4 separate regions of the Homo sapiens genome follow, and all the other regions are linked to region 1. A link is a loop called in an ENCODE intact Hi-C map of the cell type or tissue named here. Cell type or tissue: GM12878. All regions are shown on one strand. Region 1 holds the start of SSH2 (slingshot protein phosphatase 2). Region 2 overlaps SSH2 (slingshot protein phosphatase 2). Region 3 overlaps SSH2 (slingshot protein phosphatase 2). Region 4 overlaps EFCAB5 (EF-hand calcium binding domain 5).

The links. A loop is a pair of places that touch in the nucleus more often than their neighbours do. Peaks named below come from ENCODE experiments on the same cell type or tissue, not always from the same donor. Only the 100,000 strongest peaks of a DNase experiment are listed, where the experiment ranks them.
Region 2: a loop joins it to region 1, with 6 times the contacts of the local background. A loop is called at or near these places in 42 of 110 quality-filtered maps.
Region 3: a loop joins it to region 1, with 3 times the contacts of the local background. A loop is called at or near these places in 2 of 110 quality-filtered maps.
Region 4: it touches region 1 in a loop (4-fold over the local background); 23 of 110 quality-filtered maps call a loop at or near these places.

What each region holds. Positions count from the first base shown.
Region 1 is chr17:29,927,913-29,935,912 of GRCh38, reverse strand. It overlaps SSH2 (slingshot protein phosphatase 2), which reads left to right and starts at 5,685. Exons shown (of 16, transcript NM_001282129.2): 1 at 5,685-5,975. The coding sequence starts at 5,913. It also overlaps a transcript of EFCAB5 not described here. RefSeq lists silencers at 2,248-2,542, 4,503-4,672, 5,406-5,495, 5,646-5,925, 6,436-6,485. In GM12878, CTCF peaks have their summits at 4,374 (motif pointing right) and 5,637; DNase peaks (open chromatin) are centred at 4,542, 5,722 and 6,212; H3K4me3 peaks cover 3,362 bases; H3K27ac peaks cover 2,657 bases.
Region 2 is chr17:29,864,574-29,872,573 of GRCh38, reverse strand. The region is part of intron 1 of SSH2 (slingshot protein phosphatase 2); the gene reads left to right. Among named protein-coding and RNA genes, the nearest start is that of SSH2, 62 kb to the left of the region's middle. In GM12878, a CTCF peak has its summit at 4,585; no DNase peak of the experiment used is centred here.
Region 3 is chr17:29,846,265-29,854,264 of GRCh38, reverse strand. It overlaps SSH2 (slingshot protein phosphatase 2), which reads left to right. Exons shown (of 16, transcript NM_001282129.2): 2 at 5,336-5,416. Among named protein-coding and RNA genes, the nearest start is that of SSH2, 80 kb to the left of the region's middle. In GM12878, no CTCF peak of the experiment used is centred here; a DNase peak (open chromatin) is centred at 3,944; H3K4me3 peaks cover 494 bases; H3K27ac peaks cover 453 bases.
Region 4 is chr17:30,018,288-30,026,287 of GRCh38, reverse strand. The region is part of intron 7 of EFCAB5 (EF-hand calcium binding domain 5); the gene reads right to left. Among named protein-coding and RNA genes, the nearest start is that of EFCAB5, 81 kb to the right of the region's middle. RefSeq lists a silencer at 4,283-4,577. In GM12878, a CTCF peak has its summit at 4,388 (motif pointing right); no DNase peak of the experiment used is centred here.

The DNA of each region.
Region 1 (8,000 bases):
CCTGCTTCAGAAGTCTGTGTCTCAGAACCATGGGTGCCATGAAGCCCCTCCTCTAATCTCAGAGGCACTAACACCAGCTGAGCAGCACTTTCTCTTCAGAGACCTTAGTTTTAGCTCTGTGGGGCCAATCCTCTAAATTTCTAAATTTTTCCCTTTGCTTCCTCTGTTTTTTCTTGTTTTTTGTTTGTTTGTTTTTTTTTTTCTAGCCCTTAAGGTGGGATGAATTACTCACCATTGTGATACCTCAGATTTCTCTTTTTACTTTTTTAGGTATCTACTTAACAACTTTATATCTAGTTATTAATTCTTTGTTAAAATTTCTTGGCAAATAACTGGTAGAGTTTCTGTTTTTTTGAGACAAGGTCTTGCTCTGTCACCCAGGCTGGAGTATAATGGCACAGTCATAGCTCACTGCAACCTCAACCTCCTGGGCTCAAGCAATTCTCCCACCTCAGCCCCCTAAGTAGCTAGGACTGCAGGTGTGTACCACCACACCTGGCTAATTGTGGTATTTTTTGGAGAGATGAGGTCTTACTATGCTGCCCAGGCTGCTCTCAAATTCCTAGCCTTATGCAATCCTCCTGCCTCAGCCTCCCAAAGTACTGGACTTACAGGCATGAGGCACCACACCCCACCCAAGCTGGTGTTCTTTCTGTCTCCTGTCAGGACACAGTTAAATGAAGTTAGTAAAAGTTAAAGTTTTTATAAAACTTAAGAAAAAATACAACCAAGTGAAGGCAACACATGACTCAATAATACTGCAGTTGCTCTCAGCTCTTATATATCTGTGCTATATTAATTTATACTTATAATTATGCCCAAATTGTTTCAAATATAAGGGATTGGATTATCAAGGATAGGACCATGATTTCTTGTGTCTTTTTTTTTGACTCACTTTTTTTTTGCTCTGTCTTAAGCTTAGCTATATAAGTCATAATCTTTTAAGTGAAATACTTCATTTGGTATGCAATGAATGAGTTATAGATATATTGCAAGATAGGGATCTATTCAGCCTGAGGAGTTACTTAAAATAACTGGAGTGGTTGATAAATCTAGGTAATTCACTCCTGGCAAGAAGCAGTGTGATCTAGAGATTCTCAGCAGCCCCCCAAAATCAGGGTGTGAATACCCACCCTAGTATGCCCATGGTCCCACTGGTGGACAGCACAATGAAGTTCTTGCCAAGCAAAGCCAAGGAGTATTCTACCACCAGGTCATCACTTTCACAAGACAATTGTAGTACACACTGCTGCCTATTGTAAACACTGAGCTTTGGAGGATGTTCCAGGTACCAAAAGAGCAGGACTTACAGCCTCAGATAAGGCCAGGAAATGCAGGGAGGCCTGCTAGGTACTCCTGATGAACTCAGCTTATGATCTCTCTTTTTATATATATAGCATTCTTCCTTTTGTTTATATCTGATGCGCCCTTTTAATTATGTTCAAGTTAGATGAAGAATTATTGATCTAATAACACAATCTAACTCTGCAAATTAGACCTTTATCAATATTTTGCAATAGATACTTGACACAAAAAGTGTTTGGGTAGATGGGGAAATTCCCATTGGCAAATGTAACGAGGAAATACCCTGTGATAATGTGGATATATTATCAATTATAATTTATACTTTTAAATTTTGAATTGTTGTGAAAATTGTTTAAAAGTTTTTTTATCACCTACTTGTATGAACTAAATTCTCATCAATAATGACTACCAAGAATTTGAAGACATCACTGTTAAACTGTCTCATTCAAGAACTGCAAGCCGTCATTTCAATCATAAAATCCTGTATAAAAAATGTTATGTTTACAGAAGCAATCTCAGGTTTTTCATTAAATTTTTAGACATCTTTGTTTGGAAATGTATACAAATTCAATATTTAGTGTCATCCTTAATATGTTTATTTTTGTCATTAAAAGTAAGTAATATAAAGAAACAATTTTTTTCACCAAGCCCCATGTAATTAGCTGCCTCCAAATCCCCTTTAATTTATCCCAGTGTGCTGTACAAATACTATTTCTATGGATGTCATGATGTGGAAAAAAAAGGTAGAGAACCACCCCTTTAACATTTAGATCAGGATTCTTCACCTTGGTTCCTTGATAGGTTTTAGTAGGTATGAGAAATATGCAAGTACATTTTTCTGGAGAGAAGGTCAATAGTTTTCATCAGGTTCTCAAAGCTTGAGAACCAGCTAACCTCAGAGATTTCAAGCTCCCCTATAATTTCACCCCGGAAGAAGTATTGATACAAGTTAAGGGTTAAATGGACTCCAGTGGTACAACCAGGCCTCCAGCATCGCAGGTGGGAAGAGTGAAAGTGCTCTAAGTAGAACTAGGAGGACTTTTGTCTCTTTGGCTCCCTCTTTTGGGAATCCTGCTCTTGGCCTCTCTCTCCTCAAATTCAGCTAGAATAGTAAGAGGATCCTAGGCTCTTCACTCTATTAGAAGATATCTCCTCTCTCAGTTCACCAGAAGACCTAGGAGGAACCAGGGTGGAGCCTAGGGAAATTAGGTATAAATGGGGCACAAAGCATAGATTTCATCAAATGCTTAGTGTGGTCCAGCTCCGTTCGCAAAGCGACTGTACTGGGATCTGCAGACAAAGCCTGAAAGCCAATATCATAAAGAGCACATTTGCCCAGACCTTCTCTCCTTTGTTTCTATAGAACTTTGTACGTATATAGACTTCTTCTATATTTCTACATACCTCCTTTCGCGCCTAGCCGAGGTGACAGAAGCCATGGTACCACTAAGCTACGCTCTAATTATTTGTTGATGTGTTTTCCCCTACTAATTGGCTTTGAGCCCCTAAGAGGTAGATAAACATTTGTCTTGTTCTTAAAGCAGTGTCTAGTATATGATACACATTCAATAAATATTTTCTCAATTATTAGTAAATAAATTAATGAACATGCACCAATAATTTCCAAATCTTAGTTTCCTTAAAAGGTATATACCAGGAAGAGATATTTCCCCTGAAAATTAATAAATTAACTTCCTGATACAAACAATGTGAATTTTGTCATCCCATAATTCAATTTTGATCAGGATTTTATCACCTTAGATATGTGGAACAAAAATGTTCCACACTTACCTACAGATGAAACATGTCTTGACCACTAATCTACTTCTACTATTAAGAAAAAGAATGATGGCCGGGTGCGGGGGCTCACACCTGTAATCCCAGCACTTTGTGAGGCCAAGGCAGGTGGATCATCTGGGGTCAGGAGTTCGAGACCAGCCTGACCAACATGGTGAAACCCCCATATCTACTAAAAAGACATAAAATTAGCCGGGCGTGGTGGCACATGCCTGTAATCCCAGCTACTCAGGAGGCTGAGACAGGAGAATAGCTTGAACCCGGGAGGTGGAGGTTGCAGTGAGCTGAGATGGTGCCATTGCACTCCAGCCTGGGCAACAAGAGCAAAAATCCGTGTCAAAAAAAAAAAAAAAAAAAAAAAGCCGGGCACAGTGGCTCACATCTGTAATCCTAGCACTTTGGGAGGCCGAGGTGGGCAGATCACTTGAGGACAGGAGTTCGAGACCAGCCTGGCCAATACGGTGAAACCCCGTCCCTACTAAAAATATAAAAACTAGCCGGGTGTGGTGGCGGGCCCCTGTAATCCCAGCTACTCGGGAGGCTGAGGCAGGAGAATTGCTTGAACCCGGGAGGCGGAGGTTGCAGTGAGCCGAGATTGCACCACTGCACTCCAGCCTGGGTGGCAAAGGGAGACTCCGTCTCAAAAAAAAAAAAAAAAAAAGTTATCTTAATTGCATAGAGGGCTTTATTTACAGTTTATTCTGAACTTTACCATACATTATCTCAAGAATCTTGTCAGTTAGGGTTCCATTGTAGAGATAAAGGAATTAAAGCTCAAAAAGTTCAAGCCATTTGCATAAGGTTTTAGAGCTGGAACTAGAAACCAGGTCTTCTGATTCCTATGGTAGTGCTCTTTCTCACTGCAAGGTTAATGGACTTAAGCCTTTCATCTTCCAAAAGAATTTCTGAAGAGTATGTTACCATGAAAAAGTAGAACATCATTGTTGCCCTCCCTGAGTCAGAGAATCAACATACAAGTACTAAGACCTACAGATTTGAATATTACTTTTTCTAGAATGATACTTTGGTTCATAAAGCACATATATTTCATTTATTTGAGTTCATTCAGCTTCTAGCTATGTGTATTTTTTGGCTATGTATCTAGTTTCCTCTTTGGTCTCCCATGCATTGGTTCAAAGTTCTTACTTCTGAAACTTGCCTTCTCTTTTCCTGTTTACTACGGAGCTCTGGGGAAAACACAGTCAGATTGTTTAATCTGTGAACCATACATCTTTGTTTAATTTTGTCTCACAGGCACTCCTGATCACCACCAGGGGGCAAAAGCCTACCAGCTGGCTTCTCTGCACTACACTCTACATAGGACTGTACAGTACAGGGACCCTCAGTGTCTGATTCTTGATGGAACCTCCCTGCTAATTATTTCAACCACAGGGCCCCAGGGAGAGAACAAAGGCTCAGCACAGAGGACTCTTGTGGCGTTTAACCGTACAGCAGCCAGAAAGAGCTCATGACAGCCCTGTCAGTTTAAAAGAAGCAATGAGATCCAAGAGTGTTTGAGTGACAAACAGGAGGGGGTGGGTTTTAATAACTGCAAACTCCCAAGTGTGTGTGTTTTCTACAGCTTTGATATGTACGGTGGTATTTACCAGCTCATCCACTCAAGCTGAGAAATAGCCTTGTCAACTCTCTTTCTTTGTGTAAATAATCAGTGATATTTGCATTGTGCAATTTTTTTCCTTTTTAATCTTGATTTTCCATTACATTCTTTGCTTATGTTCTGCAGACAATTTACCCCTGAGAAAACCATTCCCTTAAAATATCTTTTAATCTACATTTTTACATAGGTCTATGAAAGAATGACATTTAGAGACGAAGGAGAAGAAAGCTTAACGAGCAAATCCTGTTTAATTAAAAGACTGTCTTCACAGCAGGAGGCAAGTGAGAGGTCAATAGCAGGCTGGACCCTCACAACCGGCTTCCTCGGACTCCCAGGCGCGCTCAGCTTCTCTTCTCCTCAGGAATAATGAATAAGTCTTTAGACAGGCAATAGAGGAAGCATGAGGGTACCACAAACCTTTCCAGGGTATCAAACGGAAAATGGTTTTCTTTCCAGAAGTCTCATCATAAAACATAGACGGAAGGGGGGGAAAAGTTAAGAAAAAGCCCCCGAGAGCCGGGGTGAAGGGAGTAAACTGGTCTAGCCCAGTTCTGTCTGCGCCCAGTGAGAGGGTTTGAAACTCCGCGGAGCCCTTTCCCAATAGAAAACGTGTTTGCTTCAGGATTTTCATCTCAGCTGCTTTTTTTTAAGGTTGGTTAAGCTGTGCGCCGCCCCACCTCATAAAATGGTTGTCTCTCAGGAGTGAAGACTCCAGCGGCCCCCCGCCCTGGGACCCCTCACCGGGCTGGCTCCCTTCGGCCCCTTCCCCCACCCCACTCCACAGCACCCAGTGCTGGCAAACCGCGCGATTCCAGCACGAAGGAGGAAACCCAGGAGGGTGCGGCGGCCCGAGGCGCACGCACTCGGCCAGCTTCCGGCAACTCAAGGGTTACGACCAGGCGGCGGCGCGCGCCGAGGGGAGAGGCGGTAGCTGACAGGTGGCGCCTGCGCACTGGGAGCGCTCATTGTGCCCCGCAGCTGCGGAACCGCCCGCCCGCCGCCCGTTCGGAGCGTCAGTCGGCGACAGTCTGGTGGTGGGTGCGGAGTCTGCGGCCGTTCCCGCGGCCTCCTCCTCCTCCCCGTTCCCTTCACCCCCACCCCGCACCCCTTTCCCCATCCCGGCTCCGTCACCCTCCCGTCCCCCACACTCAGGACAAGAATGCCCTGCCCGGAACAACCCAGCAGCGCCTAGATGGCTTTGGTCACGGTCCAGCGGTCACCTACCCCCAGCACCACCTCCAGCCCCTGCGCCTCGGTGAGTCCTTCCTGGCGGCCGCTCCGCTTGCTTCTGTCACTGCGGCTCCGCTTTGCCTCAGCGGGTCCCGCCGAACGCCACTGCGCACGCGCCGCGCCGCTTCCCAGGCCTTGGCACTCGGCTGCCGCGAACCCCCCCACACCCCCATGTTAAAGACTAGCAGCAGGAACTACAAGACGTTGATTTTTGCCCCCATCACCCTGAGCACCTAGCTCCTCACAATCCTCGCCCTGAAATCCCCTGTGGCATGCCTCCCTATGGCTTGAGCACTTCCTTTTGGTAATGAGTCATTCTTGCTTTTCACCCTCCCCCTTCTTTTACCCTCTGTTGCTCTGCTGCAGGGAGGGGACCGTGAGCCTCCTGCGTTGCCCCTTACCCACACCCACATCTCTTACCCACACCATTTCATAGACCTGTTCAGTATTTGCACACTGCACACCCTTCTTCGTACTCGCCAGGGTGTGTGCCTTCCCCTAGTCACTTGCTGGCTTTCTTTTGCTCTGTACTGTTCAGGCTTTGAACTGCCCAACCGTAGTTATTCCTTGGTTTCTCCCGCCTGCCCCCCACCCCAGAGGGTAGCAATGATCTCTGTTTCCTGGACCTCTTACCTTTCCTTTATGAGGTCCCGAAGCATCTGGTGCTGCTTAGTGATCAGTGTCAAATTATTTCCGTCTTACAGATATTTATGCCTTACACTCATTGCTCGTGATCATTCTTGTTCTAAGGTCGTGTTTGTATGGCTCGTTACCTCAGATGCCTATGCCAATAAAGCATGCTCTCAGAAGGAAAATACCCAGTAACCAGCCTTTCCCCGCTGGGCCCGTCTTTGCCTTCTCTCCTCGCCCCACCCCCATTCGTTTACACTCCATTCTCTTAGGCTCCATTTTTGAAAATATTTATTTTTAAAAACAATATATTGCACCAGTGGGGCAAATGGGCTTTAAAAAACCAACATCCAGATGTTTTAGAGAGAAATAAACTGAGTGAAAATGCGAGCAACTGGGAAAACCACCTTGAACTTCCTACAGAACTGTAATTTTAAAAACGGTGTTGGTGGATTTGGTAGTATCAGGTTGCAAAAAAAGGTATTTAATAAACACTGTACCACTTTCCACTGTAAAAAAATCATCAGGTTACCCTTAATATTTGTATGTTAACTGAGGTGTGAGCTTTGATATCCTGAAATTTGCTGGCTTGTCATTTCAGTATAATTTCCTGAATTTCAAAGTTTTGTTGTGTATGGTTGTGGTTTCTTCTTTTCTGAGCTTTAATTGCATTTTGTGTGATGAAATTGACAACTATATCTTAATAAGTGATTTTATTTCAAAGGTTATATATCTTGTGTTGTTTCAGAGAGCAGAACTGGGATTCTTGGTTCAGGGAGGCAGATTTCCAGTGATTGTAAGGAAGAATTTGTAACAGTGGAGTGCACTGCCTTGCAAAATAGTGAGTGCACATTGCTGGAAATATTCAAGCAAAGGCTGGAGAACATTTTGCCTGGGAGGTGGTATAAAGAATTCCTGCAGTGGGGGACTTCTAAGACTATTTCTAATCTAAGATTTTGTGATTTGAGAATACTTGTACTTCAAAGCTGGTAAAACATTTTAGGGTCATCTGAAGACAAGTATCATAGGAATAAATCTTTAATATAATTTATTCTTATGTGTAGTACTTTATGCTAGTTTTTGGAAAGTCATTAACATACCATCAAACCTTCTTAATTCACTCCACTAGTAAACTCTTTGGTTTGTGGTTACTAGGCCTGATTTTGAAGAAATCGATTGAAAGTTAGTAGAGTCATGCAAATAAACTAGAAATCAGTACTATAGTAACATTTATTTTCCTTGGGCACTGTTGAAAATAGCTTATGCTATGATAATATATGTATATCAAGTTGTCATCATACTAATTTACTTGAAGTGAATGATTAGTATACAGTAAGACCGTGTACACTTGATATGACTTCATTAGCCAAAACTTGAGTTACTTTAGAATCTTGAGGTATGTTAATAGTCACTTTTGACA
Region 2 (8,000 bases), 63 kb after region 1:
TGTGTTGCTAAGGCAGGTCTAAAACTCCTGGCCTGAAGCTGTCTTCCCGCCTTAGCCTCCCAAAGTGCTGGGATTATAGGCGTAAGCCACCATGCCAGGACTTCTCTGCCTTCTTTAGTTATTGTTCCTGTACCCACTTAACCTTTTGTAAATATCATTATTCTCTTTTGGGAGGGAGGGAGATTTCTTTCTTTGTTAATGTAGTCTCTAGGAATAGGGATATACACTCTTTTTAATATTACTATTTTGATTCTTGAATGGGAGCCAAGAGTTCATGTTGATGTTATACTGTGCTGTTATGGCCACTGAGTAATATTAATAATAGTCACCAATTCCATGGGATTGTAAAACAAATTGAAAGCTGTAAACTCTCCATTTTCAAGAATTAGAGCTGGAGTTAGTTTAAAAACAAACATGTGCATAATACAAAAGAAACAATTTAACCCTTTAATAACTTTGAAAACAAAGAGCAATCATAATGTCTAATAGACAACTGCTTTCCACCAGTGTTTTTCCATTTAACAAAATCAATCAGGCTTATTAAAGGATTTGGCTGAAATAAGAGTTCCCTATGTTGTATTAAGGACAGTAACTCATTTCAGTGTTCTACAATGTAATTATTCATCTGTTGTTGAACATTTGAGCTGATATATGTAATATAAGAAAAAATAGGGAATATTTTTGTATAAATATTTATACACCTCTCTATTTCTTTAAATTCTGTAATCGACTAATAGGTCATGAACATCTTTAAGATTTTTGACACAATGTCATATTACTTTCAGAAAAATTTTACTATTTTACACTCCCAGCCATTAGTATGTGAGAGTTCCTCTTTCACTTTTCCCAGGTTTGGAAACATTTATAATCTCTTATCTTTGCCAGTCTGAAAGATGAAAGTGGAGCTTGTTTTATTTTGCATTTTTTATTAATTAAGTAGGGCATGTTTATTTTTATGATTTATTTTCTTATTTATTTTAAAAAATCAAATGAATCAGAAAGCACTAATATAAATAGAACAGTGTATCTTTATTCCACACTGACATGAAAAAGAATTGCCTACAAATGGCTGCAAGAGAGTATATTTTCAAATCTTGTTGTCTTGAGAGATTAGATGTAAACTTACAATTCTGCTATGAATATCTCAAGCTCTAAACAGTATTCAGTAGGATGTTAACATTCTGAGTCCAATGTTCCAGAACATAAATTTGCCAGTTCTCTGAAAACACTGGAACAGAAATGGAAAATTCAATAGCCCTACTTCAGTGACTTCCTTACAATCCACCAATGGGCAAAATGCAGGCAAGACTGCCAGCTGCTCTGTATCTGCAAACATTTGTGCAGAACTAATTTTAAGAGCAGATGTTGGAAATAAAGAGAAAAAAAAAAACAATTGCAGCCTCCCCTCTGAGAAAGTTAGACCTATCCCGTGACTTCTCAGATGCCCCATAACCCTGTTAGCCAGAGTTTCATTCCAAAAATACCATATTTTGCTTCCTTACTTTCTCATGTGAAAAGTTTTAGAAATGCTTAAGGGAATATAACAACTTCAAAAAGTCTTAGTACTGCTTCAGTTGGCCCTGTATGATGTTGTCATATATAGAAGAGTCTTTGTCTGCAATTAGAGTTTACTCATGAAAGATTCCATTCTGACCTTTGGGGTGTGCAGACTTCAATTGTATCATATCCATCTAAAAGAAAGCCTGTTTGTTTTGTATTGAGGTAGAAATTACAGATTATGAAGAGAAAAACTCTAAGAGAAAACTCTTATTTTTATCAAATAGACAATGAAGGCATGGTAGTTCAGTAGAAATTTGCTAAATCAGTGTCTGAATGATTTCATGTACAGATTTTAGATTTATGGTATCAGTATTCCAGATCTCCAAACAAGTTCACACAGACCCCAGTAGATGCCTGTGTGACACTTGTCAGTATCCTCACTCACATGTCAGAGTTTAATCAAATCTGGTTTTTCCTGGGACTTGCTTACTGCTAAAAGGCTAAAGACGTTCTTTTGTTATTATTCGATTTTAAAATTTATTTTTGTTTAATTTTTTAAACTAGGTAAGACATTTACAAAGTTCAAAAGTCAAAACCTCATAAAGGGTATATAATGAAGTCATCCTCTACTTTCGTACCCTGGCCATCCAGTTCTCCTCTTCACAAACAATATTAATAGTTTTCTTTGTCTCTTTGCATGCATAGACATGCAAGCATACACACACACATTCTTCTCTTTTACACTAATGGTGACATACTATATACAATATTGCATATTTTGCTTTTTTTTTTTTTACCTATTCTGCTTTAGAAATATTTCCATATTAGTACATCAAAAACTTCCTTGTTTTTATTTATTTCAGATAATATTCCATTATATAGATACACCATAATGTATTTAACCAGTCTCCAGGATATCGTTATTATAATAAATGCTGCAATGAGTAACATTGGGAAAATGTCATTTAACATAATTATAATCAATTCCTAGAAATAGAATTGCGGGCCCAAAGGGAATAGTTTTATTTTTAATAGACATAAAGCTAGGATGGGACCCAAGGTCCTATCCTAAAACCAAACCTGAAAAAAAAAATAGTACCGACCAATATCCCATGCAAGAAGTCCATGCCTAAACTCCAGGTTTTTTTCTAGGATCAGGCCAATGACTATCATAAACACCTATGATTTAGTATCTATTCCTACTGCCTATGAGGAGAGTTCTGATTTCAACTGGGCCTGCACTCTGTGCAGAGATCAACACAGACTGATTTCTGCAGGCGACCTTCCTGCACTTCATATGGTTTATGAGAAAAAGCCGTTGTCAAAAGCAGCTTATTCTTTCCTGCAATTTTCTTTTCAGAGGAACTCTTTTCTTTGGCAATAATCAGGGGGTCTTATTCACAAGGGTCTCTGCTAATCTCTTGCCCTGGGCAGGGTAATTCTTCCCTATGACTTGGCAGTTCCCCGATCTTTCATTTCTTCCTTGATGCTCTCCTATTTTGGGTCTCTAGTCTCTTGCTTTTGTTAGTTAGGGCTAAATTCTTGTCCTGAATCTTCCCTTTGGCCTAAAGCTTAGAGACCCAAGGTGTTTCTCTTTGGCCTCCATAAAGACACAAAGCATCCTAGGCAAGGGACACTACAAGGGGACAGCCTTGTGGCTATCTCTGAAGCCCTACCTCAAAGTTGAGCTTCCGCTCACCAGCAAGCTGCTCTTTAAGTTATGGTTGGCTTGGATTTCGGGCAACCAACACTCTTGATTGTAGGAGGCATTCCTTGATTACTGAAGTCCCTAGATTACTAAGATCCTCCTTTAGCTTTTGGGAGTTTCTCACCCCAGTGGTTCTCATGACACCTCCCAATTATGGTTTAGTAGGTAAGACCCCTTGTATTGACCATCTCTCTAGAATCTCTGTCCGTTGAAGCAATTTCTGAATTCATCTCCAAAATCCTTTTCCTAAGATGGAAACTAGTTTAGAGAAATGTTCATTTCTTTGAGAAACATCTCTTTTTAGACACTCTCACTCCTCTGTTCTCTGGCTCTGGGGCATTGCTATTTTATGGCTAGAATCTTTTGAAACACTTCTACTCTTATCCCTTTACTTATTTCCTGACATTGCTCAACCTGTAATCAGCTCTGAGCTACCTCTATTAGCATTCTATAAAGTCCCACTTTTCTAGGTTATTTTCCATGATGCTGGATGAGAGGGACTGAAAAGTCTGCCAATTTTTCTCCCCATCCAAGGGAACGGGGAGGATTCTGCAGGCCCATGACCAATATTCGACAGGGCTTCTTCCAAGAATTTCCTGGTGGGAACTGAGTTTTTTTTTTTTTTTTTGAGGTGGAGTCTTGCTCTGTCGACCAGCCTGGAGTGCAGTGGCACGATCTCAGCTCACTGCAACCTCTGCCTCCTGGGTTCAAGCAATTCTCCTGCCTCAGCCTCCCAAGTGGCTGGGACTACAGGCACAAGCTGCCACGCCCAGCTAATTTTTTGTATTTTAGTAGAGATGGGGTTTCACCTTGTTGCCCAGGCTCATCTCGAACTCCTGAGTTCAGGCAATCTGCCCGCCTCGGCCTCCCAAACTGCTAGGATTACAGGCATGAGACACCGCACCCAGCCGGGAACTGAATTTTATGTGAGCACCTTGTCTTCTGCCTCCATGAGGGTTCCCCCAAGGCGCTTGGCAACCTCCCTATGGTGTTGGCTACTGAACTGTGGGTGACCGAGAAGAAAGGCAGACTAGGACAAAATGTGTAATTGGGCTTCTCTCATCTTTAACAATTTTATGGATTCAAGGATCTTGAGGGGTAGGTACTACCTCTGCTGTACCCAAAATTAACTGAGTTTTTAGTACATGTCAAGGGTTTAGATCAGGGAAGAAGAGCCCTAGAGAGTTATTCAGGTGATATTCTTCTCAGAGAGTTTTAATCATTGGTATAACTGTTTCTCCAAAGAATAGGGAATGAATCTCTTTGAAAGATTATACCTGAGGTTTACAAGCTTTCACTTAGCTCCTTCTAGGCAGCTTCTCTCATCATAGTGCACTTAATCAATTAGAATACAAAATGACCTTGTTACAGTGTGAGGACATCTTGTGGTCAGAATGCTATATAGGAAATTAATTGCAAATATAAGACCATCACTCACTTTACCCCCAGTTCAGCCTGGTAGTTCTTAATTTTAGGTATCTCTAGCCTTCCTTGATATCAATCTAGGTTCCTCTTCTAATACTAGAGCTAAATCTTTCAGTTCTCTTATTTATTAAAGAAGGAATAGAGCTCTTTACTTGCGAGGAAATAGGCTCTTTTCACAATCATCTGACACCTAACTTTGTAGTCTCAGCATTCTAAGTAACAGCGATCTTTCTGCACTTGTCTTTCTTTCCTGGCATACATCCCCAGACAAATGTTCAAGGGATGCTTTTCCCTCCTTTCTTACTCAGTGTCTTCTTTTCTTCAGATGCCTTTCTGAAGTTGCTTAGTTTCTCTAAAATATCTGCCTTTTGCTGTTCAAACCTTCATTCTGTAAGGAAATAACAGAACTCCACCTCTTTGCACACATACAGTGATCATACTACCTGATACACACGTTAGCATCTCTAAAACCTAATTTACTTTCATAGTCCAGGTCCCAAATCAAGCTACACAGATTTTTTTTGTTAAGTGTTTTTGTGGCAGGGGCTGGGGGAAGTTGATGGTTGTATTTAAACCACAGATAGCTCTCATATATTGGTCTGAGGAGAGAAATAAATAACTAGAATGCTACAGTTTTAAAGACTGTAAAACTAATATGTAAGGTGATTTACAAGTGAATGGAGGTCAAAAGAATTGCATGCTTTCAGCACACACAGAGTTAACCTTGCAGTATCTCCTTGTTTTGCCAGCCTGCTGTTACCTCATGAAGTTAACAGGACTGATCTTTTAAAAACTCCTACACAGGGCTGGATATGTTGGCTTATGCCTGTAATCCCAGCACTTTGGGAGGGAGCAGGAAGATCACTTGAGCCGAGGAGTTTGAAATCAGCCTGGGCAACAGGGAGACCCCATTTCTACCAAAAAAAAAAAAATCAAAAAATTAGCTGGGCGTGGTGGCACATGGCCTGTAGTTTCAGCTACTCAGGAGACTGAGATGGAAGGATCGTGTGAGCCCTGGTGATGGAGTTTGAAGTGAGCCGATATGGCACTACTGCACTCCAGCCTGGGCAACAGAGCGAGACCTTGTCTCTAAAAATAAAAATAAAATAAATAAAACTACACAGAACAGGAGGGAAATCAGCAGCTAACTTAATAGCAGAAGCCTAACCCAAAATGGAAAATAATAGAATATTTGGTTTGCCTAAGGAGAGAGAAACCAGCCTCTCTATGAATTTCCATTTCAGTTCTCCTCAGCCATTTAATTAGCAACTAGACACATAACTCCAAGAGCTTCTCTTTTGTGCCCTGATATTCTAGGTCTAGAAGTTCTGAGATGCTGTTGCCATTTTTTTCTCATTGTTCTTTTCATGGGTTTTCAGACAGGAGTGAACATCTACCTCTGGCTCCTTGGCTTTTCCCTGTCTGTATAAACTTGTTTATTAACTTGTTGTTTTTTGTGGATGATTACTTCTCAGAATCTGTCATAGTACCTAACTTGGTGTGCATTTTGCACTATATAGGTGTTGATCAAATACAAGTAGCAGCCCTCTATGTAAACCGAATAACTTGTACATATGAATGACTGCTTTTGCATCTCACTGGAGATAACCCCACTTTGCTTTTGGTAGTTTTGCTATCAGTTGCTAGTTTAGGAATCCAAGCATTAGTTAGGAATGTTTCTGTGAGAAAACATAATTCAATATCTACACATAAATTTCTAAATGATCTTTGTACTGCTTGTTTTCAGTTAATTGATTTTTCTAAACTGGTTTCAAATTCTTCCAGCATATAGTCTCCTTTGCTCCCTTATTTCTTTTCTTTCTTTTTTTTTTTTTTTTGAGATGGAGTTTCACTCTGCCACCCAGGCTGGAATACAGTGGCACGATCTAGGCTTACTGAAGCCTCCGCCTCCTGGGTTCAAGCGATTCTCCTGCCTCAGCCTCCTGAGTAGCTGGGACTGCAAGGCACCCACCACCATGCCTGGCTAATTTTTTGTATTTTTAGTGGAGACAGGGTTTCACCATGTTGACCAGGCTGGTCTCGAACTCCTGACCTCAGGTAATCCGCCCGCCTCAGCCTCCCAAAGTGCTGAGATAACAGGCGTGAGCCTCCATGCCCAGCCTGCTCCCTCATTTCTGATATTTGTAAATTTATTGTTCTTCATCTTCTGGTAGTCTTTAGAAGACACTAATTTTTAATTAATCACAATTAGACTTTGTTTCAGGTTCCATTGCTATTTTCTCTGCAGCTTCAACTATTTCTGTCTTTTATAGGTTAAATTAATGAAACCAAACCCCATTTGGGTTCAGTGAAATCTGTGATAGGAATTAAGGTCAGCAAAGTCTTCTTCCCCTTCAAGGAATGATTTTTTAGAGTATTTGTGATTTATTCTTGGTATCCATGATTCTTCCTTAAACTAGGGTTAGAAGTTCCTTAGAGCCCTGACAAATGATACAGTGCATTTTTACTCTCAGCAAATTATCTGCCAGGAAGAGGTTGAATCCCAAGTCCTCCCTCTTTATTTTATAGACTGGATAGGAAACTGGGTTGTAAAGCTTTCCTGCTGGGGATCTCTAATTTCCAAATTGAGTTTAAACTGCTGATTCTCTTTCTTCCCTCCAAGCTCTGATGTTAAAATAAATGTTATCTCTCCACACAGCTGCAGTGATTTAATTGTTGTGCTGTATCAATCTTAAGTTGCAGAAATTACTTTACACTTCTTTTAATTGTAGACTTACCATTTTAGAATATTAAGTCTGTTTTTGTATCTGAGTCAAATATGTATAATAGAGAAGACATTTATCTCTTATTTCAATTTGGTTGTAGAGAAACTGTTTCTTCAGTGCCTGGAGAAGTCATTGGAATTTGGAAACCCACTGCTTAACTGTTTTCATAGGAGTGATATGATTCCACCATTCTAGTTTTAATGCAGTGATTTAAGTGCTATATACAGAAGCAAATACTTTGGACCAGTGGCTCTGAAACTTTAATTTATATCTGAATTACCTGGAGGGCTTGTGAAAAACACATTTCTGGGCACTACACTAGATTTTTATTTGGTAGATCAGGGGTGGGGCCCAAGAATTTGCATTTCTAGCAAGTTGTCAGGTGATTCTGCTGGTCTGGAGACCACACTGAGAATCACTGCTTAGAGGATTTTTTTCTCTCATTTCAGAAACATGCCCTTTTAGGGAAGCTGATTATATTAGAAAAAGAGAAGGGAAAAAATTCAAAAACAAAAAACAAACAAAACTACCTCAAGGAGATGACAGCGTTGTTTCTTTTTTTTTTTTTTTAGTAAGTATTCAGATTATCTCTGTGTGAGGGTGTGAATTTGCAACTACAAGTAATGTGGCATTTGTATGGG
Region 3 (8,000 bases), 82 kb after region 1:
AGTGCTTAATACGCAGTAGGGGTACAATAAATGGCAATGAATGACTCATTGTGAGCTCAGTTGCTTCCAGGTTATGTAGGGAATATGATTTTGTCTTTAAGAATGAAAAGCACTTAAGACTTGATATAAGCAAAATTTCCCTTGAAGACAAAAGTTTCTTTGAAAGAAAATTTTAACCCAAATGTATAAGCCTTTTACATCTAGGAAGGAGATTAATATTATTACAGTAATATTTATTATTATTATTAGAAGCAGCAGTAATAGTGGCAACATCAGAAGCTAAGTTATTCTAAGTGCTTTTTTTAATTACTTTTTTTTTTGGTAGAGACACCTATCTTGCTATGTTGTGCAGGCTGGACTTGAACTCCCAGGCTCAAGTCCTCCCTCATCAGCCTCTAGAGCGGCTGAGTATCTAGAACTACAGGCACATGTTACCACACCTGGCTCTAAGTCTCTAAATGCTTTTCTTATGTTATCTCTCATACAGTCTTTCCAACAACCCTAATAGATCGATGTTATTGTTGTGTCCATTTTTATGGATGAGGAAACTGAGCTCAAAGAAATTAAGGAATGTGCTCAAAATCACACTGCTAGTAGGTGGCAGAACCAGGATATGAACTCAGTTTAGTTAAGATTTGGGCTTGATACATCCAATGCAAGAATATGAGTTTGACTTTGCCCTCCTCAAAATTCCTGCCAAAGGGACATGCAAAAGAAGAAAATAAAGAAAAGAGAATTGGTATCTGCACTACAAACTGGGGAAGATCACCACCTTCATGCTAGAAGAAACATTGAGGGAATTTACAATATGAAATTCAGGCAACAAGGTTGAGGTAAAGGCCTACCACTGAGAGTTGCTATGTATAATTAAGCCCACCTAGGCCGCGCGCGGTGGCTCATGCCTGTAATCCCAGCACTTTGGGAGGCCGAGGTGGGCAGATCACAAGGTCAGGAGATGGAGACCATCCTTGTCAACATGGTGAAACCCTGTCTCTACTAAAAATAAAAAAATTAGCCGGTCGTTGTGGTGTGCACCTGTAGTCCCAGCTACTCGGGAGGCTGAGGCAGGAGAATCACTTGAACCCGGGAGGCATAGGCTGCAGTGAGCAGAGATCGCGCCACTGCACTCCCGCCTGGGCAACAGAGAGTGAGACTCTGGAAAAAAAAAAAAAAAAAAATCTCTGCAGTGAATTAAGGCTGCATTTTGTATTCCTAGCTTACTAAAAATGTTTGAAACCAGAAATGACTATTTTGTCAAACGCTTTTTAGCATCTATTTAAATAATTGTGTAGTTTAGTAGAGGTCCTAAATATTAATTCGTCCTTGCAATCTTGGAATAAGCCATATACTCATGAGAAAGACTGTTCACTCTGCAGAACCCGGAAACAATTCAGGAATTAGAATTACCAGGTCTTGGCTGGGCATGGTGGCTCACGCCTATAATCCCAGCACTTTGGGAGGCCGAGGTGGGTGGATCACGAGGTGAGGAGATAGAGACCATCCTGGCTAACACCATGAAACCCCATCTCTACTAAAAATACAAAAAATTAGCCGGCGTGGTGGCACGCGCCTGTAGTCCCAGCTACTCGGGAGGCTGAGGCAGGAGAATTGCTTGAACCCAGGAGGCGGAGGTTGCAGAGAGCAAAGATTGCGCCACTGTACTCCAGCCTGGATGACAGAACGGGACTCCGTCTCAAAAAAAAAAAAAAATTACCAGGTTTCAGAAGGCAGGGAAATGAACTTGACCTTTGTCCTTTGTCTTCCTTTAGGTTTCTCAGAATTTAATTTAGAACTAAATATGTTGGTTGCAAGTAAACAATTGTTCCATGAACCAATTATGTTGTAATGCCATCAGCCCACTTTAATGGATACCTTGTATCTTAATGAATTGTTTCAATTGATGAATATATATATAAAGTCTTAAAATAACTTTAGGAATGCAAGTGTGGTTACAGGACCTCTTTCTTGAAAGGTCATTTTTTTTTTCTTTGAGACAGAGTGTCACTCTGTCACCCATTCTGGTGGCGTGATCTTGGCTCACTGCAACCTTCATCTCCCGGGTTGAAGTGATTCTTCTGTCTCAGCCTCCCCAGTAGCTGGGATTACGATTGAGCACCACCACACCTGGCTAATTTTTGTATTTTTAGTAGAGACGGGTTTTCACCATGTTGGGCAGGCTGGTCTCGAACTCCTGACCTCAGGTGGTCCACCCACCTTGGCCTCCCAAAGTGCTGGGATTACAGGCATGAGCCACCGTGCCCAGCCGAAAGGTCATTTTGAAAGAGCTAGTGTGGACATCTGAAATATTTATAAGAATGAAAGCTGCAACATCTTAACTAGTGTAATTTGGTTTAATTTTTACTTTTCTCTCTTCAGGTCTGTTTTGTTTTGTTTTTGGACACAGGATCTAGCTCTGTTGCCCAGGCCAGATGGCAGTGGCACAATTATGGCTCACTTGAAGCCTCGAACTCCTAAACTCAAGTTATCCTCCCACCTCGGCCTCCCAACTAGCCAGGCCTACAGAGGTGTGCCACCATACTTGGCTGATTATTATTATTTTTTTTTTGTCATGAAGATGGGGTCTTACTATGTTGCCCAGGCAGGTTTCCAACTCCTGGGCTCAAGCTCTCTCCAGTTTTTATCATTATTATTATTATTATTAATTTTTTTTGAGATGGCGTTTCGCTCTTATTGCCCAGGCTGGAGTGCTATGGCCATGATCTTGGCTCACTGTAACCTCCACCACCTGGGTTCAAGCGATTCTCCTGCCTCAGCCTCCAGGGTAGCTGGGATTACAGGTGCCCGCCACCATGCCCAGCTAATTTTTTGTATTTTTAGTAGAGACGGGATTTGACCACATTGGCCAGGCCGGTCTTGAACTCCTGACCTCAGGTGATCCACCCGCCTCCCAAAGTGTTGGGATTACAGGTGTGAGCCACCGTGCCCAGCCTCTCTCTAGTTTTTATACTGTGACAATGACAAGCCACTTTTGATGTGCTTAGTATTATCTATATTATTATCTGTTGTAGTATGAGAGCTTGGGAAGATTGAAAACAGCTCTGATCTCTACCATTTTAATTCTTTCAAATATTTATTATTAAGCCTTTAGCTTTCCTAATACGAGTTCCAGAAGTCTTCAAATATTTTATATATTTTTTAAGCTAGATGGAGAGTAAATGTTCTTATTCTCCCCCCTCCAAAATATAAGAGAACAAGAATTAAAAAGACTTTACATTTGTAGGATTTTTAGCAATAATTTTTGTTTGTTTGTTTCTTTTTTGAGATGGAGTCTCGCTCTGTAGCCCAGGCTGGAGTGCAGTGGCGCGATCTCGGCTCACTGCAACCTCCACCTCCCAGGTTCACGCCATTCTCCTGCCTCAACCTCCCGAGTAGGTGGGACTGCAGGCGCCCGCCACCACACCCGGCTAATTTTTTGCATTTTTAGTAGAGACGGGGTTTCACCATGTTAGTCAGGATGGTCTTGATCTCCTGACCTCGTGATCCACCCGCCTCGGCCTCCCAAAGTGCTGGGATTATAGGCGTGAGCCACCACGCTCGGGCAACAATGATTTTAAATATTTGGTTATTTCTGATTATTTTCTAAAAGAGGAAGAGAGAGGGACAATGCCAGATGAGACTTGGTTTTAAGACAGAAAACTAAAAGTAGACAAAGGGTCAGAGTAGAAAAAAAATGAGAAGGAAGTAAACCAGGAGCAAGGCTGTTATCAGAAAGAGTAACTCTGAGCTTTACTTTCTTTAAGTTTATTTGCACTCTAAAACTCTTATCTCTGAGGGTATACTTTAGATGAAACACAGCCCTACCTGTGAAAAATTAAAGTAGGAATCAACTAGGATAGCCATGAAGTAGTTATAAGTTTCAGCCACTGGTAGTGAGAAGTTTTAATGACGTAAGCTTATGCATCAATGATCCATGTAGGGATAACTCAGTTTCCAGCTGCTGTTAGCTAAACAGCAAACATTTGAATAGAATCTAATGAGTCAGAGTTGGAGCCTTTTCTGTTCCCTTTTTTGAGTTGTTAGTCATAGGGAAAAATACTCCTATGTTACCAGCTAATTATTTCACTCCTTTGTCTTATTTTCCTTGTCTGTCTTCTAGACAGATTTTTAGAAAGAGATTAGAGAACAGAAGAAAAGGTTTTAAATTGTTTTCTGGTGCCTGTTGGGGGACTTGGGTAGGGCATGTCTCCTGGCTCTTTTTTTTTTTTTTTTTTTTTGAGATGGAGTCTTGCACTGTCACCCAGGCTGGAGTGCAATGGCGTGATCTCAGCTCACTGAAACCTCCGCCCCCTGGGTTCATGCGATTCTCCTGCCTCAGCCTCCCTAGTAGCTGGGATTACAGGCACACACTGCCATGCCCGGCTAATATATATATATATATATATATATACTTTTTTTTTTTTTTTTGTAGTACAGACAGGGTTTTACTATGTTGGCCAGGCTGGTCTCAAACTCCTAACCTCAGGTGATCTGCCTGCCTCAGCCTCCCAAAGTGCTAGGATTAGCAGGCATGAGCCACTGTGCCTGGCCTGTCTCTTGGCTCATATGAACACTTGGCAGCAGAGAGCTAATGAGGCTAGGCTAAGAGTTAGATCCCGTAATCAGGCCCTATGCTATATTCTATAGCCTATCTCTAAACAAATACATCAAATGTGTATCTTTGGATGTGAAGATAAATGAACACAAATCTATCCCCAGTCTGAGAAGAGTTCAGAGTACATACTACAAAGGATTAGCAGCACCATCTTTTTTTTTTTTTTTTTTTTTTGAGACGGAGTCTCGCTCTGTCGCCCAGGCTGGAGTACAGTGGCGCGATCTCGGCTCACTGCAAGCTCAGCCTTCCGGGTTCACGCCATTCTCCTGCCTCAGCCTCCCGAGTAGCTGGGACTACAGGCACCGGCCACCACACCCGGCTAATTTTTTCTATTTTTAGTAGAGACCAGGTTTCACTGTGTTAGCTGGGATAGTCTCGATCTCCTGACCTTGTGATCCTCCTGCCTCCGCCTCCCAAAGTGCTGGGATTACAGGCGTGAGCCACTGTGCCCGGCTAGCAGCACCATCTTTACAGAAAAAGATGTGCTGGCTCTTTCCCCAAATCGGGAAACCATAGGAAATGCTTCAGTTGATCAAGCATTCCTCAATCAACTAACCAGTCACCTTGTTGGCAGTGTTCTCTCAAAATAGCCATCACTAATCAGAATTGCAGCTTCTCACCTGTGAGCTAACACCACTGACTCAGTGATTTCAGCTTGCTTTTCCCCTCGTGCTTATGGGCCCATTCGTTTGGATCTCTGAAATGATCTTGTTTGTATTACAGAGCTCTCATTTGGAAGACAGTGAATCAGCAGCATTACTTTGCTGTGAATGTGAAGAATCAGAAATCTTTACTGATTCCAATGTACGTAGGTATATGTTTTTATACAGACTTTGGTGATTCAAGTAAAATCTTATTGGGTAAATTTGGCTATTAAATGCAACTGATATAGTGCCTATTATTTTATCTATTTGACCCCATTCAGCCAAATGTCTGGGAAGGCAAATAGGTGGCTTAGAATGAGTGTATATATAAACAGTATGGTACATTTATATGCATAATGCCATGGCAATGACCACTCAAAAGTTATTTATCAAAGTAGAAAAAATGTGGCATCTTGGAACCTTGAGTGAGTCTCCTTCAATAAAGAGTGTGACTCTTTTTGTGGGATTTTTTTCCCCTCATGCACACATTTTTTTAATGGTCAATAGTATTATTCTTTTCCCTGTGGCAACTGCTTGGTATTGGTGCTGCCACAGGGCCTTTATTCCTCACGTACATGGGCCTCACATGTCTTAGCTATTGATAATGTTAAGCCAAATAGTGTTATAATCACTGGACTGGAAACCCGACCTGATCATCTTAAATGTAGAACTTTATCTAACTACATTTCATGGGATGTTATAAATTTTACTTATCCCATCTGACCTCCTGCTTACTTACCCACAAGAGTCAGGCTGAAGTTAGAGAACAACTTAAATTGACTTATTTTTGTGTGTTGCAATGAGCAGTGGAAATTCTCAGTATATCCTGAGATATAAGTGAACTTCCCCCTGAGTATTGAATGGCCTAGTAGTGATGCAGGACAGATAATCCCCCAAACTGGGGCTTAGCCCAGGAGGGTTCTTAGTTTCACCAGGAAAGAAATCAAGGGCAAACCTGTGGTGTTAGACAGCAATCTTTTATTGAACAGTACTGCTCCTTGTGGAACAGCACTAACTCATAGATAGTGTACCCAGAGTCTGCAACGTGTGGGCTCTTGGCAACTGTATATATACTCGCTTATACCCACTTTCAATTACATGTAAATTAAGGGGCAGGTTAATGCAAATTGAGGGGTGGGTTATTTAGAACTTTCTAGGAAAGGGGCAGTAACTTCTGGGTCATTGCCATGGCATTTGTAAACTGTCATGATGCTGGTGGGAGTGTCCATGCTAATGAGCAATGAGGGCAGCCAGGGATTGCCCTTGTCACAGTCTGCTGGTTTTGGCCAGTTTCTTTGCTTTATCCCATCTGGAACAGATCCTACTTTGTTCAGCAGTGTTGTGACCAGAAAACAAGTCCTGCTGGACTCTTGCCTTATTAGTTCATACACATTGTTCTACCTTAAAGGGGTGTTGGAAGTATTCTGGAGGGAAGTGAAGGGAAGAGTTGTGGGTCAGGAAAACTAATGAGCTCTCCAACTGTCATTTAGATAACTGTCTCCTATTGAGCACCACCCTCCCTCAAAAAAACCTGAGGGGGTCGGCTACAAAAATGCAGACACCGTCCCAGTTGTATTAATGAAAATTAGAAATAGAGAGGACCAGCTCTTTGTGAGAGGCCCTGGTCTCTGCCCTCTGCTTCACCTTTCAGCCCAGATGCCTGACATTTTTATCTATTTGCTTCTCACTGGCTCTAAGTTGAAGACTTGGTGACAACCTGATTTTTTTTAAGGTGTACTGCCCTTTACTGTGAAGCTTGTGCAGATTAGGGATGGCACTGTGAGGAAAGACTTTATTCAAGCATATTTTTGGACTGTTATACCCATAGGAGACTGGGCCGCTCTTGGAATTTTTCCCCCCTATTTTATGAGAGGTTCAAGATGGCCTTGTATCAAACTGAAGTTTAGAAACATAGCAAACCTTTTTCCCACTTGGACATTTTTTTTCTGTGTCTTGGTATAGAATGAATCCTACTTCACAAATTTTAAAAAGTAGAGTTTATATAAACCGAATCATAACACATTTCAAAACTGTATTGTTTTTTACAGATTTGATTGTTTTCTATAATTTTACTTGACTTGATCTCTTCCAACAGGTAGCTGTCACCAAAACTAGGTTCTACAAACCTTGACCATAAAAAATGAATTGTCTGTATCAGGATATTTATTGCTCATAGTAGCACTCCATACATATTGTTGAAGTTTCACTAATGTAAACTATCTCTTGAAGTAAGATGTGTCTCAAGTATATCACCATATTACTACCTGCACTTAGGCTGGCTTCCTCATCTTCATGTCACAGTGAATGCAGTTACCATTTCAGGACCTCATTCACGTATTTATTTACACAACTGCATTTCATTCAGTGTTGATGAATCTGGAATGGCATGAGTTAAGTTATTGTGATTCATTAATAGCTGGAGTGGTGCTCATTTTCCTAGTGCTTGCAAACGTTAACTGATAAATCCATGTGAACACTTATTATCAGTATTTTGCAGATGACAAACTGAGGGTGAAAGGTTATAATCTTTGTCCAGTGTTGTGTGATAAGCAGGAGCAGTGCTGACATGAAATCTCAGCTGATAGCCATCATGAGCTCATCACCAGTGGGCAACCTCATTGATGGAATATGTACCAGTCTCCTTATATGGTATCCTATAAGATTTATTTTGTTCAGACTGGGCACAGTGGCTCATGCCTGTAATCCCAGCTCTTTGGGAGGCTGAGGTGTGCAGATCACTTGAG
Region 4 (8,000 bases), 90 kb before region 1:
TCGGCACCAGTGTTAAAAGTGATACAAATTGTTAAGTTTTGTCTCTTGGAATGAGTTGTCTTTTGGGGATCAAAGTGTTCTGATTATTTATTTATTTATTTATTTATTTTTTATTATTATTATACTTTAAGTTTTAGGGTACATGTGCACAATGTGCAGGTTAGTTACATATGTATACATGTGCCATGCTGGTGTGCTGCACCCATTAACTCGTCATTTAGCATTAGGTATATCTCCTAATGCTATCCCTCCCCCCTCCGCCCACCCCACAACAATCCCCAGAGTGTGATGTTCCCCTTCCTGTGTCCATGTGTTCTCATTGTTCAGTTCCCATCTATGAGTGAGAACATGTGGTGTTTGGTTTTTTGTCCTTGCGATAGTTTACTGAGAATGATGATTTCCAATTTCATCCATGTCCCTACAAAGGACGTGAACTCATCATTTTTTATGGCTGCATAGTATTCCATGGTGTATATGTGCCACATTTTCTTAATCCAGTCTATCATTGTTGGACATTTGGGTTGGTTCCAAGTCTTTGGTATTGTGAATAGTGCCACAATAAACACACATGTGCATGTGTCTTTATAGCAGCATGATTTATAGTCCTTTGGGTATATACCCAGTAATGGGATGGCTGGGTCAAGTGGTATTTCTAGTTCTAGATCCCTGAGGAATCGCCACACTGACTTTCACAATGGTTGAACTAGTTTACAGTCCCACCAACAGTGTAAAAGTGTTCCTATTTCTCCACGTCCTCTCCAGCACCTGTTGTTTCTTGACTTTTTAATGATTGCCATTCTAACTGGTGTGAGATGGTATCTCATTGTGGTTTTGATTTGCATTTCTCTGATGGCCAGTGATGATGAGCATTTTTTCATGTGTCTTTTGGCTGCATAAATGTCTTCTTTTGAGAAGTGTCTGTTCATACCCTTTGCCCACTTTTTGATGGGTTTGTTTGTTTTTTTCTTGTAAATTTGTTTGAGTTCATTGTAGATTCTGGATATTAGCCCTTTGTCAGATGAGTAGGTTGCGAAAATTTTCTCCCATTTTGTAGGTTGCCTGTTCACTCTGATGGTAGTTTCTTTTGCTGTGCAGAAGCTCTTTAGTTTAATTAGATCCCATTTGTCAATTTTGGCTTTTGTTGCCATTGCTTTTGGTCCTTGCCCATGCCTATGTCCTGAATGGTCATGCCTAGGTTTTCTTCTAGGGTTTTTATGGTTTTAGGTCTAACGTTTAAGTCTTTAATCCGTCTTGAATTAATTTTTGTATAAGGTGTAAGGAAGGGATCCAGTTTCAGCTTTCTACATATGGCTAGCCAGTTTTCCCAGCACCATTGATTAAATAGGGAATCCTTTCCCCATTGCTTGTTTTTCTCAGGTTTGTCAAAGATCAGATAGTTGTAGATATGCGGCGTTATTTCTGAGGGCTCTGTTCTGTTCCATTGATCTATATCTCTGTTTTGGTACCAGTACCACGCTGTTTTGCTTACTGTAGCCTTGTAGTATAGTTTGAAGTCAGGTAGCATGATGCCTCCAGCTTTGTTCTTTTGGCTTAGGATTGACTTGGCGATGCGGGCTCTTTTTTGGTTCCATATGAACTTTAAAGTAGTTTTTTCCAATTCTGTGAAGAAAGTCATTGGTAGCTTGATGGGGATGGCATTGAATCTATAAATTACCTTGGGCAGTATGGCCATTTTCATGATATTGATTCTTCCTACCCATGAGCATGGAATGTTCTTCCATTTGTTTATATCCTCTTTTATTTCATTGAGCAGTGGTTTGTAGTTCTCCTTGAAGAGGTCCTTCACATCCCTTGTAAGCTGGATTCCTAAGTACTTTTATTCTCTTTGAAGCAATTGTGAATGGGAGTTCACTCATGATTTGGCTCTCTTTTTGTCTGTTATTGGTGTATAAGAATGCTTGTTATTTTTGTACATTGATTTTGTATCCTGAGACTTCGCTGAAGTTGCTTATCAGCTTAAGGAGATTTTGGGCTGAGACAATGGGGTTTTCTAGATATACAATCATGTCATCTGCAAACAGGGACAATTTGACTTCCTCTTTTCCTAATTGAATACCCTTTATTTCCTTCTCCTGCCTAATTGCCCTGGCCAGAACTTCCAACACTATGTTGAATAGGAGTGGTGAGAGAGGGCATCCCTGTCTTATGCCAGTTTTCAGAGGGAATGCTTCCAGTTTTTGCCCATTCAGTATGATATTGGCTGTGGGTTTGTCATAGATAGCTCTTATTATTTTCAGATACGTCCCATCAGTACCTAATTTATTGAGAGTTTTTAGCATGAAGGGTTGTTGAATTTTGTCAAAGGCCTTTTCTGCATCTATTGAGATAATCATGTGGCTTTTGTCTTCAGTTCTGTTTATATGCTGGATTACATTTATTGATTTGCATATATTGAACCAGCCTTGCATCCCAGAGATAAAGCTCACTTGATCATGGTGGATAAGCTTTTTGATGTGTTGCTGGATTCGGTTTGCCAGTATTTTATTCAGGATTTTTGCATCAATGTTCATCAAGGATATTAGTCTAAAATTCTCTTTTTTTGTTGTGTCTCTGCCCGGCTTTGGTATCAGGATGATGCTGGCCTCATAAAATGAGTTAGGGAGGATTCCCTCTTTTTCTATTGATTGGAATAGTTTCAGAAGGAATGGTACCAGTTCCTCCTTGTACCTCTGGTAGAATTCGGCAGCGAATCCATCTGGTCCTGGACTCTTTTTGGTTGGTAAGCTATTGATTATTGCCACAATTTCAGAGCCTGTTATTGGTCTATTCAGTGATTCAACTTCTTCCTGGTTTAGTCTTGGGAGAGTGTATGTGTCGAGGAATTTATCCATTTCTTCTAGATTTTCTAGTTTATTTGAGTAGAGGTGTTTGTAGTATTCTCTGATGGTAGTTTGTATTTCTGTGGGATCGGTGGTGATATCCCCTTTATCATTTTTTATTGCGTCTATTTGATTCTTCTCTCGTTTTTTCTTTATTAGTCTTGCTAGTGCTCTATCAATTTTGTTGATCCTTTCAAAAAACCAGCTCCTGGATTCATTAATTTTTTGAAGGGTTTTTTTTGTCTCTATTTCCTTCAGTTCTGCTCTGATTTTAGTTATTTCTTGCCTTCTGCTAGCTTTTGAATGTGTTTGCTCTTTCTTTTCTAGTTCTTTTAATTGTGATGTTAGGGTGTCAATTTTGGATCTTTCCTGCTTTCTCTTGTGGGCATTTAGTGCTATAAATTTCCCTCTACACACTGCTTTGAATGTGTCCCAGAGATTCTGGTATGTTGTGTCTTTGTTCTCGTTGGTTTCAAAGAACATCTTTATTTCTGCCTTCATTTCGTTATGTACCCAGTAGTCATTCAGGAGCAAGTTGTTCAGTTTCCATTTAGTTGAGTGGTTTTGAGTGAGTTTCTTAATCCTGAGTTCTAGTTTGATTGCACTGTGGTCCGAGAGATAGTTTGTTATAATTTCTGTTCTTTTACATTTGCTAGTGTTCTGATAATTTAAAACAAACCTGATATAGTCCTAAAACATATTTCTAAACACTTGACTTATAAAACAAAACAAAATAAACCAGTATATTCTACCTTTTAAATTGTTTCCGTCAGTATATGAATTTTGAAAACATTGTTCTTAAGGTTCTTTCTGAAGTAAGGAAACAAAGTGGAAGGTGGAAGAAAATTAAAACTCACGACCACCAGACGAGTTTCCTACACTTAACCCACCCTGCTGAAGTCTCACTTTTCTTCTGCTATGCATCCCTCAGCAGCAATGAATATACTAGTTTATAATGTTTGCATCTGTTCATTGCCGTCTGTTCATTGCTTTGTAATTATATGTGTGTGTTTGTGTGCACGTGCTTGTGTGCGTGCCTGCATGTGTCCTTAATTTACTAATATTTTGATCCTCTCCTTCTCTGGTTCTACCCTAGTCCAATCCAGTATGTCTGTGCACATGTGTGTCTCCAACCCTCAGACGGGGAAATAAATTCCTGCATATACCTACAGACACACTCCCATACAACAATGCATTATTGTATTGAGTAAATATTTTTTATTTTCTTAATAACTAAGAGACCAGAAGTAAACATTCTAAAGTAGTTACTTTGGGTCTTCATTTACTATGATAAAACAGATGAAAAGTGAGAGAGGTCACAGTCAACAAACAGATTATCACCTGTTCATTTATCCATCAGAAAACAGATACGCTAGGAAAATGGTAGGAATATGAAGGCATCTGTGACATTCATTCTCTCCATTTCTCTTTTTCTCTATATTAATTATTACTCAGTGACTCAGTTTTCTCCATACTCCATCCTGAGTACTAATTACATTGCTCTTTACAAATGATCTGAGGGGCAATTGTATGACATAGTATCTCCACTAGGCGGCACCTGTGTGTAACATCTCTACTTCAAGCCCAACATTTATTATTACATTATCTTCCAGTTTCGTTAAATGAGTACTGATAAGATAGCTTTAAAGCAATCTCTTTGAAAGCAAGTGCTCCAAACACTACTTCTATGTCATATGGGATGGCCCAATGATTTGTTGGTGAGATAACTAAAAACTTTCAATAAATATTTCTATGTAAGAAATACTTTCTTGTTTCTGTTCAGGTAACAGCTCTTCTTTATAATGAAAGTGTCTGATTGTGTGCTGTTTGCACTTCAAGAAGAGAAAGTGGGAAATTTCAGGAAAACTAATATTAATTAGATCAAGCCATCCATTAAAACAAAATTATATTTGTTTATATATATAAAATAAATAATGTATATCACTCCATTTTCTCATTTGTGTGTTGTTTTATATACATGTATTATATATATTTATATATAAATATTTAATAAACATTATATTATATATAACAACACACAAATACATGCTCATATTTTATATAAATGTAAAAATATTTATATATTTACATATAATATATACCATATTTATTAAATATTTATATGTTATATATATAAAAAATGACACAAAGGAGAAAATGGGGTAAAGGTGATATATACCTAATAGTACTTATATAAACTCATTAGCATTCTATATAATATCTTTGTAGATGGAGTTCTAACCTAACTTTCCTCTCTTATTTCTCATCCTTCCCCAGTCATATTCCTCACATCCTAGTAAAAAAAAAAAAATTATTTCCTATCATGTAGACAAACCATACTCTTTCAGACCTTTATGTCTTTTTACATGTTGTTCCTTCCTGGAAAGCCTTTCTGCTTTTCCTACATCTGTCCAGCTACATACATATTAAGACCCAGCTATATATATTATCTGAGACATCTTGGCTCACCTACTCTGTTAATGTTCCTCCTCTGACATGCTGATACAATAATTTGTAATTATTTGCCTGTTTGTCTCCTCACTTACCTCTGTAACCCCAACAGCTGGCATACACATTAAAAAGTGACCACAGTGGGGTCCAAAAAATTTAATTGCACTGGTTCAGAGTCACCTTATTGGAAGGTCAGGCTTGAGCCTGCTGTGGAGGATGAGAGTCAACTGCCATCACATGAAAGATGAATTCATATTATCTTGGGATGTCTCTTTATAGGGTCTCAGAGTATAATTATAAACAAGACTACATACTACAGATTTTAAGAATAGTGCATATGTGGGCCAGGCACAGTGGCTCACACCTGTAATCCCATCACTTAGGGAGGCCGAGGCGGGTGGGTCACCTGAGGTCAGGAGTTTGAGACCAGCCTGGCCAACTTGGCCTCTACTAAAAATACAAAAATTAGCTGTGCATGGTGGCACACGCCTGTAATCCCAGCTACTCGGGAGGCTGAGGCAGGAGAATTGCTTGAACCTGGAAGGCGGAGGTTGCAGTGAATCGAGATCATGCCATTGCATTCAAGCCTGGGCAACAGAGAGAGACTCTGTCTCAAAAAAAAAAAAGAAAAAAAAAAAAAGAATAGTGCATAGGTAAAATCCAACTTAAACTAAGCCGAAAGAAGGAAAATATTCATAGAAATAACAATTATAACACAATTTTTAACTAAATAGAGACTATGCCAAAAAGAAATCTGTACTCTAATATTCTTTGCAGTATTATTCACAATAGCCAATATATGGAACCATCTAAGTATTCATTAACAATGAGTAGATTAAATGTGGTGTATATACACAATGGAATATAATTTGGCCTTAAAAAAGAAGGAAATGTTGTCATTTGTGACAACATGGATAAACTTGGAAGACATTATGCTAAGTGAAATAAGCCAAGTACAGAAAGACAAATACAACACGATCTCACATATGTAAAATCTTGAAAAATGATGTGAGATGATGAATATGTTAATTAGCTTGATTTAATCATTCTACATTTTATATATATAAACATCCCGTTGTACATAAATACACGTATTATAATTTGTCAATTAAAAATGTTGATAAAAATAAACTAAATAGAGGCGCTGAATAATAGATGAAGAACAAAAGCACAACTGAGAATTAAAAGACTGATTTTAGGAATTCTTCTAAAATATGCATGACTGAGGCTTATTCTAGAAACAGAGGGATGGGCTGGGCACGGTGGCTCACGCCTGTAATCCTAGCACTTTGGGAGGCCGAGGTGTGTGGATCACCTGAGGTCAGGAGTTCAAGACCGGCCTGGCCAATATGGGAAAACCCCGTCTCTACTAAAAATACAAAAATTAGCCAGGTGTGATGGCAGGCACTTGTAATCCCAGCTACTCAGGATGCTGAGGCTGGAGAATTGCTTGAACCAGGAAGGCGGAGGTTGCAGTGAGCTGAGATCACACCACTGCACTCCAGCCTGGGCGACAAGAGTGAAACTCCATCTCAAAAAAAAAAAAAAAGAGAGAGGGAGAGAGGGATGGTTCAATATTTGGGAATTTGTTGATCTAATTCATTATATTAATAGAATAAATCAATATAATCATATGATTACTCAATAAATAAAATAAGCCTTTTGATAATACTCAAAATCAATTTTTGCTTTAAAAACACTCAATTAAATTAAGCATAGAGGGAAACTCTTCAGCTTGGTATTTATCAGAATGTTCATTATAAATAAGAGCAAACATATTTATTGAATAAATAAATGAATAAATGGATGGAATAAAACAGAATACAAAGCCCAGGCATGCTTACAAAGACTGCATTTGTTCCAGAGGCACTTTCCTCTTCTCTTCCTCTCTTACTCTAACAGGAGGAATCAGAAGAGTCACCAGAAAAGAAAATGTCAAGCCTCTAAACTGAAGATTCAAAGTGAAAACAAACTGGTGTCAGGCTAGGAAGAAAGTCAAGAAAGCATCCATACCATATCAGAATAAATAGAAATTAGGGCAGGATCATGCAAGCACAAGGACTACAAAAAGAAGTAACATAGGATTGTGGCAACTGTGCAAACAACACAGGGAGAATAAAAGCAAATAGATAAACTCAATCTAGCAAAAAATAGCTAAAAAACAAAAAAAGTTCCTCGCCATTGCTTTAAGCTATAGAACAACTTAATAGGAACACAGATTCAATATGACAAGAACTCAAAGACAAGCTGATGAAACAGCAGAATGAGATAAAAGGGTAGAGTTTAGGTGTAAGCAGCCAAATTGAGCATCAAAATTTAAAAGCGCAAGCATCATAAAATGGAATTATTGACAGAGAGAAAGGTTTAGATTATCACAGTGAATTCAGGTGAAAAGACAAGAAAATTAATAAAATTAGAAAGAACAAATCTAATCCTACATAAGGATATTTAGTTTCCCTAATGTAGGCAGTCCAAAAATAGAATATAAGATGTATTCAAAGACATGAGAAAATGTTCCTGAAATGAAAAAAAAACAATAAAAATCAAAAGATCACACCATATTCAATACATTTTTAAAACAAAATGCTCTATACCAAGACAATTCTACTTAAACTCTTTAACTTTGAGGATGAACTTCAAGCTAACAACCAAGTCACCTACAAAATAAGCAACAGGAAGACACTGACTTTTCTGTTTTCTGTTTTCTTT